3 separate regions of the Homo sapiens genome follow, and all the other regions are linked to region 1. Evidence: chromatin contacts called from ENCODE Hi-C data. All regions are on one chromosome and are shown on one strand. Each heading gives the region's core, a stretch centred on a gene start or an enhancer-like site at or near the end of the contact. The rest is flanking DNA. Distances are from core to core; before and after follow the strand shown. Region 1 holds the start of TYMSOS (TYMS opposite strand RNA). Region 2 holds the start of DLGAP1-AS1 (DLGAP1 antisense RNA 1). Region 3 holds the start of MYL12-AS1 (MYL12A and MYL12B antisense RNA 1).

Region 1 (3,841 bases), core at 1,342-3,841:
GCTTGCCCCAAGACCATACAAGCCATACCAAGTGCTCTATAGAAGGGATCCCAGCTTCTAGTATGGCCCAGACCTGAGCCCAGACCTCAGCCACCTTCCAAAAAGCACTGGTCAGAAAGAACATCGCTGGTTCTAGACCAGGACACGGAACACAGAGAAGCTTGGTCTGGGCTGCTGCCTGTCTTCACAGCACTCTGGCCCCGGCCTGAGGTACCTACTCAGCCCTCTGGAAGGGGTTCACCTTGTTACTGAAGAGACTCTTCTAGAATTTATATGAACATGGGAACACAGGTGGTATCTACATTTAGTGATCAATATATGTTGACTCCTACTATGTGGCAGGCTGTGTTTGAGGCCCTGGCGATACAACAGTGAACACGAGAAACAAATCCTCTGCCCTCATAAAGCTTACAGCACATTTCACTTTTACTACCTGCTGTCCCCCTTCTAACAGGGGAAGGGAAAGGCTGACATACATCAGATGGTGATGTTCGTCTATGGAGAAACACCAAGGAGGTTGGGGGAGAGTCACAGTTTTAAATCAGGAGGTCTAGGAAGGCTTGCCCGAGTGGAGTAGAGACTCAAAGGAAGAAGCCAAGTGTGGGGGAAGAAGGTTCCAGGGAGTGGGGATGTCCCGGTGTGCTCAAAAACTCACAAGAACAGCAGGGCTGGTGCAGAGAGCAGCAGCTAAGGTCAGAGCTGAAAAACGGACACCATAAGGACCGTGGCTCTTACTGAGTGAAATGGAGCCACTAAGGGCTTGAGGGTGAGGAATGATATGCTTTGACCTTTGGTGGTGTCTTTTTTTGTTTTTGACATGGGTTCTCCCTCTGTCGCCCAGGCTGGAGTACAGTGCCACGATCTCAGCTCACTACAACCTCCGCCTCGTGAGCAATTCTCATGCCTCAGCCTCCTGAGTAGCTAGGATTACAGACATGCACCAGCACACCTGGCTAATTTTTTGTGTTATTAGTAGAGACTGGGGTGTCGCCATGTTGGCCAGGCTGGTCTCAAATTCCTAACCTCAGGTGATCTGACTCAGCCTCCCAAAGTGGTGGGATTACAGGCGTGAGCCACCACACCTGGCTGCTTTGAGTTTTGAAAGGATCTCACTGGCTGCTGTGTTGAGAACAGACTACTGACTTCTAATAGCAGCGACTTCTTTACCTTGATAAACCACAGCAACTCCTCCAAAACACCCTTCCAGAACACACGTTTGGTTGTCAGCAGAGGGAATTCATCTGAAAAACAATTTGCCATACGGTTTCAAGATGGGAAGACAGATCATGCCATCCAACTTTCTTCAGGGAAGAAAACTGCCCTGGGACGTGAGGCCCTGGAGCATCCAGAAAGCCTAGACTCCCGCAAAGTGGGCCAGAGATCACGGTGGAGCTCCCAGGCTGCAAGTCCCATCAGTGGCCCGATTCAGGCTGAGACAGCACTTCTGTGCCCCGGTGACCAGTGGACACAGGAATTCCACACAGTGAGATGGTGGCGAGGGCAGGGATGAACATGTGGCAAAAGGGAGGAGCTATCATCCACTGCCCACTAGTGCTAATCCTGTCACAAAGGTGTGAAGACAACACCAAGCATGTGTCCCAGGAACAAAAAGGGAGGCATCAGAAGTGTCGAGCCACAGAGAAATGAAAGTGTAAAAACTTATCTTTAAATGCAGTCCTCGTTCATCCGCACTCGCTTGTGGTACAGTTTATATTCAGACAACAGAGAGATTTTTGCAAGCACCTGCTTTTATCAGAATTGCCTACTAAGCATTATTTTCTCCATTTTTAACATATAGGGAAGCTATATGAGAAGTAACTTGCTCAATGTCTAAGCAGAAAGGTGGGTTAAAAATGAGGTCTATGGCTCATCAAAGGCCCCTGGGCTTGGAGCTGCAGAAAAGTGGATCCCTCTCCTCAGACAAAACTCCCCACGCTGTCCCACGCCAATCAGCCACAGCAGCTGCTATGTATTCGTCTCTAGATGGGTCCGTGGGCCGGAGGGCTTTTCCGCTAGCTACAGTGAATCTGCTTCACCACGAATGGGTTTCCCCATTCAAAACCACCTCCACCCCTGTGTCAAGGCTGCGCTCCATTTATCTGAGCGGTCAAGGTCAGCCCCTGGCTCACACACCTTCGAGTCCCCTCCCCCGCGCAGCTGGCGCAGGATCCAGGACGGCAGGACGGTGTGGCCTTAGGGAGGGCCAACGGCTGCCTAACGTCCTGTGCCCACCCCGCCCCGCCCCACTGTCCCCTGAAAGCCTGGCGCCAATGACCCGCGAGACATTTTTTGCCTGGGGTGCTCCTGTCGGAAAGGAAAGAGGAAAGGACGACTAAGAACTTATACTCGAACTCCCGAATTTCTCTTTTCAAGGTTTAAGAGGAAAGCTGGTTCGTGGGGATTGGATGGGAGGCCACCAGGAAACCAAGTTCCCGCGCCAGCTTCAGTGCTCTCCTCTTCCCGCCGCCTTTGCCCCGCCCACATCACTTTCGCTCCAGTTTTTGAAAACGCTGCGAAGCGGAATGGTCCACAGGGGAAAACGGAGGAGGGGCCAAAGCCAGGACTTTGAGACCGGCGCGCGGTCAAGCCCAGGCAGCTCTCCCTAACCCTCCAGCACTGGGCAAACGCTGCCCGATGACGCCCGCCTCGGGGGCCACGGCATCACTGGGGCGACTGCGAGCCCGGCCGCGGAGCCGCTGGGACGCGGCTTACCTCCCGGCTGTCGCTGCTGTGTGTGTTGCCCGCGCCAGTCACGTCCCTAATGGGACCCTCCGTTTCGGCGTCTGTAAGGCGAGGAGGACGATGCGTCCCCTCCCTCGCAGGATTGAGGTTAGGACTAAACGGGGTCCGCAGCGCCCGGCAGCTCCCGAGCGCTCTCCCCAGCCGCGCCTCCCTCCTTCCCGCCACCCGTCCCGCAGGGGCCCGCGGCGTCACCTCTCAGGCTGTAGCGCGCCTGCATGCCGAATACCGACAGGGTGCCGGTGCCCGTGCGGTCGTCCTTCCTGACGCCGCAGCGGAGGATGTGTTGGATCTGCCCCAGGTACTGCAGCTCCCCGTGCGGCGGACGCGGCTCGGCGTCCCGCTCCTGTGCGGCGGGGGGCAAGGGCCGGCGCGGCAGCTCCGAGCCGGCCACAGGCATGGCGCGGCGGGCGGGGGACGGAGGCAGGCGAAGTGGCGCGGCGGGACGGAGGCAGGCCAAGTGGCGCGGCGGGACGGAGGCAGGCCAAGTGGCGCGGTGGCAGGACCCCTTCCGCGCGCCTTTTCCCGCGGCCGTCCCGCGCTCCGCCTCTTCCTGCTCGGCGGGGTCGCGGCGGCCCCCGCTCTAGAGAGCGTGCGCCAGGGGGAAACGCAGGAGCCACGGGTGTGGCACAGAACGGAGCCCAGGGCCACAGCTGAGAGTCTTAGGAAACCCGGGAACCTGGATGCAGGTGCGGTGGCTGGGAAGGACTGCGCCCTTTGGGAACCGTCTGGTCGACCGCGCCTTCTCTAAGCCAGCAGCACAGTTCCCACGTTTTCCTGCGGTCTTGTCAACAAAACTGCTGTTTGAGATCTGTTTCCTACAACTAATAAGGGATTTGCATTTCCATTTCTTCGTTCTCACTGAAGCAACCGAAGCAAGTGGTATAATGCAGCTTTTCTACTTGATTAAAAACCGCCAGGGCGCTGGACGCGGTGGCTCACGCCTGTAATCCTAGTACTTTGGGGGGCCGAGGCGGGTGGATCACCTGAGGTCAGGAGTTCAAGACCAGCCTGGACAACATGGTGAAACCCCCGTCTCTACTAAAAGTACAAAAATTAGCTGGGCGTGGTGGCTACTTGGGAGGCTGAGGCAGAAGAATTG
Region 2 (3,841 bases), core at 1-2,500, 2.9 Mb before region 1:
AGAAGTTTTAGACCTCAGCCTCTGGCCCTGGGCCTTCTGAAATGACCTTCCTCCAAACACCATTTAATTTCCGCTAACTTAGTTAATGAATGGAACTTTCTGAAGACAGCAGTTACTTTGATCTGAACCCCTTTCCTAGTTTCCAGTTAACATAGCCAGAGGGAGACAGAAGGGGTGCCCGCCTCTCAATGGGTGCCCTCTCCTCCTGCGTGGCTGGAGCAGCTCCCAGCTGTAGCTATTCCTCTAACGCAGAGAGAGCTGCAGAAAGCAGTTCCCAAAAGGAAGAAGGCAAGTTACAAATACCGCCGTTGGCATTTTCGTGGGTGTTTCCCGCCACATAGAGATAAAAGCTTTGAGGTGGGGCTTTGAGGCACACTCTCTGGGTAGCTGGGCCTGCAGTCTGGAAATCCTAAGTAATCCTTGCAAATAGGCTAACTGGAAGCCAGCAATACAAATGAGCAGTGCTTCTGGCCTGAGAGAAAGGTGTCTGCATTCAAAGTACAACTTCAGATAAAAATGGAAAATGCCAGTCCCACCCTGCAGGAATCCTGTTTCTGGGCTGTTTATCCTCACTGCCATCCACCCTACCCTTGGCTGTGACTAGGATGTGAAGAAAGAGATTGGGTGGAAAAGGCTACCGCAGCTCTTGCTCCGTTTAACTCACCACCTTAAAAAACATGGCCTTGGCTGCTGCTTTAAAACAACAACAACGAAAATCCCCAGCCCCAACCCAGAGGTTTAACCCTGCAGCTAAGGTGAAGTTTTTGTTAAGGTGATAAGGTAAAAAAGGACGCCATTCTGAGCCTTGACTTCCACTCTTCATACTTTTCGGAAGACAAGTCCAGCAAAGACCTCCACCCCTTCCAAAGAGCGACTTACCTCGTAGCTGATCCACAGATTGCAACGTACAGATGTGATGTTCCAGGCTTGGCCACAAGGGGACACTAGAGAGTAGGACTGCCCGCGTCAATGTTTTGTTTTTTACAGACTTTTGGTTGGGAGGGAGGGAGGGAGGGAGGGGGGTGTGGGAGTGGTGGGGGAGATGCTGGCTTTAAAAAAAAGTCCATTTGTTCCCTGAGATTGTGCCACTTGCCCTTTTATAAGTCAAAGGTTGCCACGTTACCTGTTGCCAGGTTCCTGAGAGTGCTTGGGGAAAATGTGGGCGAGAGAGGCACAGCACAGTCCTCCGGCTTGGTAGGTTTCAAGCTCTTTTGACTGGGCTGGCGCTGACATTTGCAGGGGCAGCTGCTGTGGATTGCCTGCGCATTGTTTGGCTGTAGTTCTAACAGAGGAGTGGCTGCGTCTGACATCATTTCCAGGCATCAAGTGCCTGGGGCTTTTTTTTTTTTTTTTCTTTAATGACGAACTCTCTGACCCCTCCCTGCCTGGATTTTTGTACAGTACATGCACTGTGCAAAACAGCCTCCACTCAGGAAGCCCAAGTTTTGTAGCAGCTTGTTGAAACAACTTGGGTGCCTTTTAAAAAAAATAAAGTTGTGACTCTGAAACAAACCTTTCCATTCTTCCTCCTTGCTGAGAACAATGTTGCGTTTGATTAGCAGCGCAGCCAGTGCTTTCTGAAAGATCTGCTCTCCCCAGAAGAGGCGGCTGCTATCAGTTGAATAGATCTCTAGGCCAGACATGCCGAGGCTTGGGGCATTTGTCTGGCGTTAGGAAGTGTCTGGAATACTAGCAACTACCAACTGGCGTGTCTTATGACTACAGGAATTATTACACTACCCTCCATTTCATTCACATCCCCTCTCCTCCCCTTACACACACACACAAGCATATTTTTTTCTACTTTAGAAAAAGTTGAGCGAGTCATCTTGTGGTTTCCGTGGAGGATGTAACTGGGAGAGAAGACTGTGGGATACCTTGTATCTCCCAGAGGGGGGCCGGGAATCATGGTGTATGACCCACCCCAACAGCCTCTGATCTCTGCCTTCTCACCACTGACCGCCACGCTTTGGGTGGCCTTAAATGTGAAGCTGTAAATATTTTGAAATAAGGTAGTGATTTTTCCATGTGCATTTTGTTTTGTGGCATTTCTCTCCTTCTGCAATATTTTAAAAGTTGCAACTGTGCACCCCTTGTTGACCACTCCAAATTCATTCATTCACTGAAACTTAAGAGTTCCTGCAGAGTGAGGATGGCTGTGCACGAAGGAGTCCCTCGTGGAAACCACGGTGCTTTAGTGGACAAGGTGTTTACTAGAGAGTGTTTACTGGCGGGGGGCGGGGGAGATAAACAAAGGTGGTTTGAGTTAATGGTCAGATGGGAGTTGGAGCCCTGAGTACTCTAACTCTGTCACTGAATCTCTAGATGAGTTAGGGATGTCCGTTGCCTGCTCTGAGCCTTAATATTTTCATCAGTTAAATGGGGATAGTGGGATCTTTCACATATGTGAGATCATGTCTATTTTCTTCTTTTTCTTTTCTTTTCTTTCTTTTTTTTCTTTTTCTTTTTCTTTTTCTTTTTCTTTCTTTCTTTTTCTTTTTTTTTTTTTTTTTTTTTTTTGAGGCAGGGTCTTGCTCTGTCACCTAGGCTGGAGTGCAGTGGCACAGTCATGGCTCATTGCGGCCTCCACCTCCCAAGCTCAAGTGATCCTCCCACCTCAGCCTACCGAGTAGCTGAGACTTCAGGCGTGCACCACCATGACCAGCTAGTTGTTGTTGTTTGGGTTTTTTTGAGACGAGGTCTCACTCTGTTGCCCAGGCTGGTCTCCAACACCTGGGCTAAAGCGATCCTTATGCTTCAGCCTCCCAAAGTGCTGGGATTACAGGTGTGAGCCACCACACCCAGCCCCCATGTCTATTAAGTTCTTAGCACAGTGTCCAGTACACAGAGTAAGGATTTGCTCTCTGGTGATTAGGAAGATCTAATGGCATGTCACGGGTCTGGACTGAATCTCATCTCATCATCTTTGTTGTTGCCAGGGTTTGCGCATTTTTGCCGGTGGAGGACTCCAGCCAGACCGCTGATTTGTCTGGCATTTGTTGGAAAGTCCGGCCAGCATAACACATCACCGCAAGGAGCAGGAGCCCTATGATGCACTGTTAAGTGCACAACTATGGGGTCTGCTTGGCTGGAAGCAGCAGCAGCAAACTTGTCTATTAGTTATTTTGTCCTCATCAGTGCCAGCTGCTTTCCCAAGATGGCAGAACATTCATCATTGCTACCAGACAGCCTCGTTGGAGCTCTTTCTCTGGCCTCCTTTTTTGGCTTCTTTCTTCAGCTCTTCAGCATCATTCTCTGTGGGACCCTCCCTAGTTTGCAAATTCTTGTCTAAATTTCACTCATTATCATAACCATCCAATTTGAAAGAAACCTTGTCATCTAGTTGAGCCCCCTATCAGATGTTGGTACAATTGCTATAGCCTCCCAGCCAAAAGATGTGCTGGTCTGTGCTTGAACAGGTCCAGGGGCTGAGAACTCCCTCTGTTATGAGGTCCTCATATTCCTTCTATGGACGGACAATCAATGCCTGGAGAATTATTCTTTATGCCTCTCTGAGCCCTTGCCTTTGTTGTTCCTTTGGGGACTTATACAAAACAGGCCCATGCTATCCTCTAAGCAAGAGCCCTCCAAATAATTGAAAACCCCCCTTTCTTCTTTTCCAAATGAAACACCCCGTCTTTTTATTTTTATTTTTTGTTTTTTATTTTTGACGTAGTCTTGCTCTGTCGCCAGGCTGGAGTGGTGTGATCTTGGCTCACTGCAACCTCAATCTTTTGGGCTTCAGCAATCCTCCCGCCCCAGCCTTCCAAGTAGCTGGGACTACAGGTGCCACCTACTTGGAAGGCTGGGGCAGGATTCTACCACTCCTGGATAATTTTGT
Region 3 (3,841 bases), core at 427-2,926, 2.6 Mb before region 1:
GATTTAAGCATTTTGTATGTGTTAACACATTTAATCCTCACGACAACTCATCATATAGGTATTGTTATCATCCTCTTCTCTCAGATACGAAAATCAGGGTAAAGAGAATAAACAACTTGCCACACAGCTAGAAAATGGCAGAGCTCAGTCAGGATCTGTACTCAGGAAATCTAGCTCCAGAGCTTGAACCACTAGCCAGTAACATCCTGCATACAGGCAGCTGAAATTCTCTACCATGAAAATGTGGATACCTGGGCATAACAAGCAATGACACCCCAAAGCTAATGTGTAGAATGAGGAAGGAAGATCACAAAGATGCTGGCAAAAAGGGTATGATAAACTCATCCCCAGATATACCTGGAGCCTTTGAATCTTGGGAGAAAGGGAAAACTAGCCCCATGTCGGGGCTCTAAATCCTGTTCTTTCCTAACCCTAGCAACTCTTGTCTGGACATCTGTCCTTCAGAAATTGCAGTTCATCTTGTTCAAGCTTAGTTTCATCAAAGCATAAACGAACATCGAGTCAGCCATCATAAAAGCTGTTTCACTCAAAAGAGCCTAAAGCACTCAAAAGTGCTCTTAGTTATAAAGTCCAGGAGGGTCCACCACCTTCGACAAATTACCTCACCTCTCTGGGTTTCACTTTCCTCAGTTATAAAACGCAAAGCCTTCACAAGGTAATCTATCAGGTCCTACTGAATTCTAAATGCTTTGATTCTTCTCTTACCAAAAGACCATTCCAAATCTACCTTAAACTAAAGCGGCCAAACGAATCCTCTAAACATCCCTTTCTTATTACTCCGTTAGTGAAGACTCCAAAATTACTCTCTATGGCTTCTTAGATAATCTTTTCTTTCTCCTAAGTTTTCAAGACATCCATAAGAAGGTCCTACTTACCTATCTACCCTTATTTCCGACTATTAGTCATTACAGTTCTGTTCCATACCCGCCGGTGTCCCCACGGCCTGCTTTTCACAGGACACAATTCCCAGCTTTTGAGTTTTGCTCGTTACCACCTCCCACACATCTAGCCGGAAACGCTAAGTTCTCCCTCTTAAGGTTGAATCCAAGGCCTTCAGTGAGGTCACGACTCTTTTCCAAGTAACCTTTCCCTATTTCTGTTAATGGTCCTTTCTTCAATCAACACGAATAAACTAAACCTTTACAAGATGCAAGACACACTGAGCGAATTACAACTCTATGTAAATCATCACATTTGAGCCCGTATCAACCACACACTCGGTTACCGGCATGCTAATGGCTTCCTTGGAGGCTTCACCTTAGGCAAGACCGTGCAACAGGAGGCTCCTCCACCCTCCAAAGCATCTAGGATAGTGTTGGGCACAGGGCAGGTGCTCCACACGAACACGCCCGGGTCGGCCCCAATCCACCGCCAGGACCCGCCGCGGCGCCGGGAGGGCAGGCGTTGGCCGCCGGGCAGCCGGGCCGTCCAAGGCCCAGGTGTCTGAGGTCACCCAGGTGGCGCAGGGCCGGCCCACGCACGGCCGGGACCCGGCCACTTCTCCAGCAGGGCGTCTCCCCATACCGGCTCCATCGCCTGCAGCCTCCCGGCCCCTGGACGTCCGGGCCAGGGCCTCGCCACCAACCCTCCTCCCGCCGCCAACCCTCCTCCCTCCACCTCCGGCCCCGCGCCCCCTTCTCAGCCAGTCTGACAGGTCCTGCCGCCGCCTGGCCGCCCTGGGGCGGGGTCCGGCCGCAGGCGCGCGACGGGAGGGGGCGCGGGGGTACGGAGACGGCGGCCCGAGGGGTCTCGCGAGCAGAGTCGAGCGCGACTCACCCGACGCCAAACACCAGAACCGGGGCCGCCCTGCGCGAGACCACAAACGACAGCGAAGAGCGTTAGGCTGTGGCCGGACAGTGGCGGCGCCGACACTTCCTGCCTGAAGGGGCGGAGCGGAAGGCGCACCGGAAGGCGCACCGGAAGGCGCACCGGAAGGCGCGGCGGGACCAAGTGGAACGGGGGTGCGCTGAGTGTTCGCGCCCGGGCCGGCGGGGTCTGCGTGTCCGCCGAGCGGCGGGGCTGCTGAGGCCGGACGCACACGGCCGGGGTCTTAATTGCCCCTCCGGCCTGCTCCGATCCGCTGCGATATCGCGGCCTGCGCTGCGGCGGTCGTCCGCAGCCCGGCCCTCGTCCCCCGCTCCTTTGGTAGCTCCGCCACCCTTCCGCATTCCTGGGCCCGCTGGGCGCGGCTGGGCAGGCCGCTGGAATTTGACCCGAGTGGGCCGCGATCGGCCGAGGATTTGGGGTCCCCTTTGACCCAGGCGGGGCGCGATCCGCCTAGGATTTGGGGTCCCCTGGCGCCGAACCCTGAGTTGCCAGATGTAGCAAGTAAAAGTACAGTTCTTCTAAATTTGAATTTCAGACAAGACAGGTTTTAGGGTTCGTCTCATGTAATGTTGAGAAGGTGAGGGCGGCGCCTGGGCGGATTCTTCTCCGTTCCAGAATCCCTTTCTCTTTTCAAACCGCATTACAGCCCGAGTTAAATTCTTTAACCTACTCCTCTCTGCTTACCCTCATAAGGTTTACGGCCGTATCAGGCTACGGCCGCAGCCTACGGCTGTTTGATTCCCCTTTTGGCCACAAGAAAGTTTTATTCGAACTACTTGCTTTCCTTTATCAAGAAAATGGCAACGCACACACATACATGCACACACAAATAAAAACACAAAGCTACGTTTTTCAGGTTTTGTTCTAGATCGTGTTTGTGGCTGTGTTCTTCAGGATATTTTCCCTCACCTTGAGGTAATCTAGCATTACTTCATCTAGCATTACTAAAATAGCATTACTTCAGGATGGTGGAGGATCGGCAATCTAATAGCAAATCTTTATTGAACTCTTCTTACTGCCTTAACATGTGCCGGATGCTGAGAGATGAATTCAAAGCCTCTTAGGGAGTTTATATTCTAGAAATCTTTGATCAGAAATTCCTAGAAGAGAGGGACCTTGTGTTCAGCACTCTGTAGCAGTTCTTAAACAGTAGCACGCATAATAACAGGGCTTTTAAAAACATTTTTGAGCCTCAAAACCGGGTATCAGGATTCAGTGAGTAAGGGGTGGAGGATAATTCGAATTTCTGGTAAGCACACATGATGCTGATGGGGTGGTCGCCATCCCAGCAGCACAGCTCTAAACGCGGTTCATAACTGTGTGTATTTTCTCAATAGTGTTAGAAAAGCAATTGCTGAAAAGTCACACCTGGTTCTACAATATTTACTCTTAGGTTTTGGTTCGATAGTCTAAATTAAAAAAAAAAAAGTTTCTAGAATTGTGCTGTCCAATACAATCGTCACTAACCACATGCAGCTAAACTTAAATTTAGTTCCTCAGTTGTATTTGATACGTTTTATTTTTAGAGATGGGGTCACCCTATGTTGCCTAACCTGGAATGCACTGGCTATTCACAGGCGTGATCATAATGCACTACAACCTGGAACTCCTGGCCTCAAGCGATCCTCTCACTTGAGCCTCCCAAGTAGTTGGGACTACAGGTGAGAGACACCGCACCAGTGCGTCTGGCAGTATTAGACACTTTTTTTTTTCTTGAGACGGAGTCTTGCTCCGTCGCCCAGGCTGGAGTGCAGTGGTTTGATCTCGGCTCACTGCAACCTCTGCCTCCCGGGTTCATGTGATTCTTCTGCCTTAGCCTCCCGAGTAGCAGGGACTACAGGCCTGTGCCACGACGCCCAGCTAATTTTTGTATTTTTAGTAGAGACGGGGTTTCACCATGTTGGCCAGGATGGTCTCAATCTCTTGTCCTCATGATCCGCCCACCTGGGCCTCCAAAAGTGCTGGGATTACAGGCGTGAGCCACCGCGCCTGG

What was found. Hi-C counts contacts between places; a loop is a spot of excess contacts on that map. Pooled maps may share reads with other maps.
Region 2: a map with no recorded cell type shows a loop between it and region 1 (19-fold over the local background). The contact joins the promoter of DLGAP1-AS1 here to the promoter of TYMSOS in region 1. A Hi-C loop is called at or near these places in 3 of 37 single-sample maps with no recorded cell type and 5 of 50 pooled maps.
Region 3: a pooled map shows a loop between it and region 1 (10-fold over the local background). The contact joins the promoter of MYL12-AS1 here to the promoter of TYMSOS in region 1. A Hi-C loop is called at or near these places in 4 of 37 single-sample maps with no recorded cell type and 3 of 50 pooled maps.

The regions. Positions count from the first base shown.
Region 1 is chr18:657,041-660,881 of GRCh38, reverse strand. It overlaps TYMSOS (TYMS opposite strand RNA), which reads left to right and starts at 2,591. Exons shown (of 2, transcript NR_171001.1): 1 at 2,591-3,040. TYMS (thymidylate synthetase) reads right to left here and starts at 3,229. Exons shown (of 7, transcript NM_001071.4): 1 at 2,935-3,229; 2 at 1,168-1,241. The coding sequence starts at 3,139. RefSeq lists enhancers at 2,517-2,636, 2,504-3,003, 3,004-3,505 and silencers at 2,867-2,916, 3,087-3,266.
Region 2 is chr18:3,591,523-3,595,363 of GRCh38, reverse strand. DLGAP1-AS1 (DLGAP1 antisense RNA 1) reads right to left here and starts at 1,250. Exons shown (of 3, transcript NR_024101.1): 1 at 1,124-1,250; 2 at 880-944. The region is part of intron 7 of DLGAP1 (DLG associated protein 1); the gene reads left to right. RefSeq lists enhancers at 1-78, 1,491-1,610 and a silencer at 199-493.
Region 3 is chr18:3,260,194-3,264,034 of GRCh38, reverse strand. It overlaps MYL12-AS1 (MYL12A and MYL12B antisense RNA 1), which reads left to right and starts at 1,676. Exons shown (of 4, transcript NR_130145.1): 1 at 1,676-1,982; 2 at 2,705-2,763. MYL12B (myosin light chain 12B) reads right to left here and starts at 1,902. Exons shown (of 4, transcript NM_033546.4): 1 at 1,798-1,902. RefSeq lists a silencer at 1,357-2,246 and an enhancer at 2,457-2,506.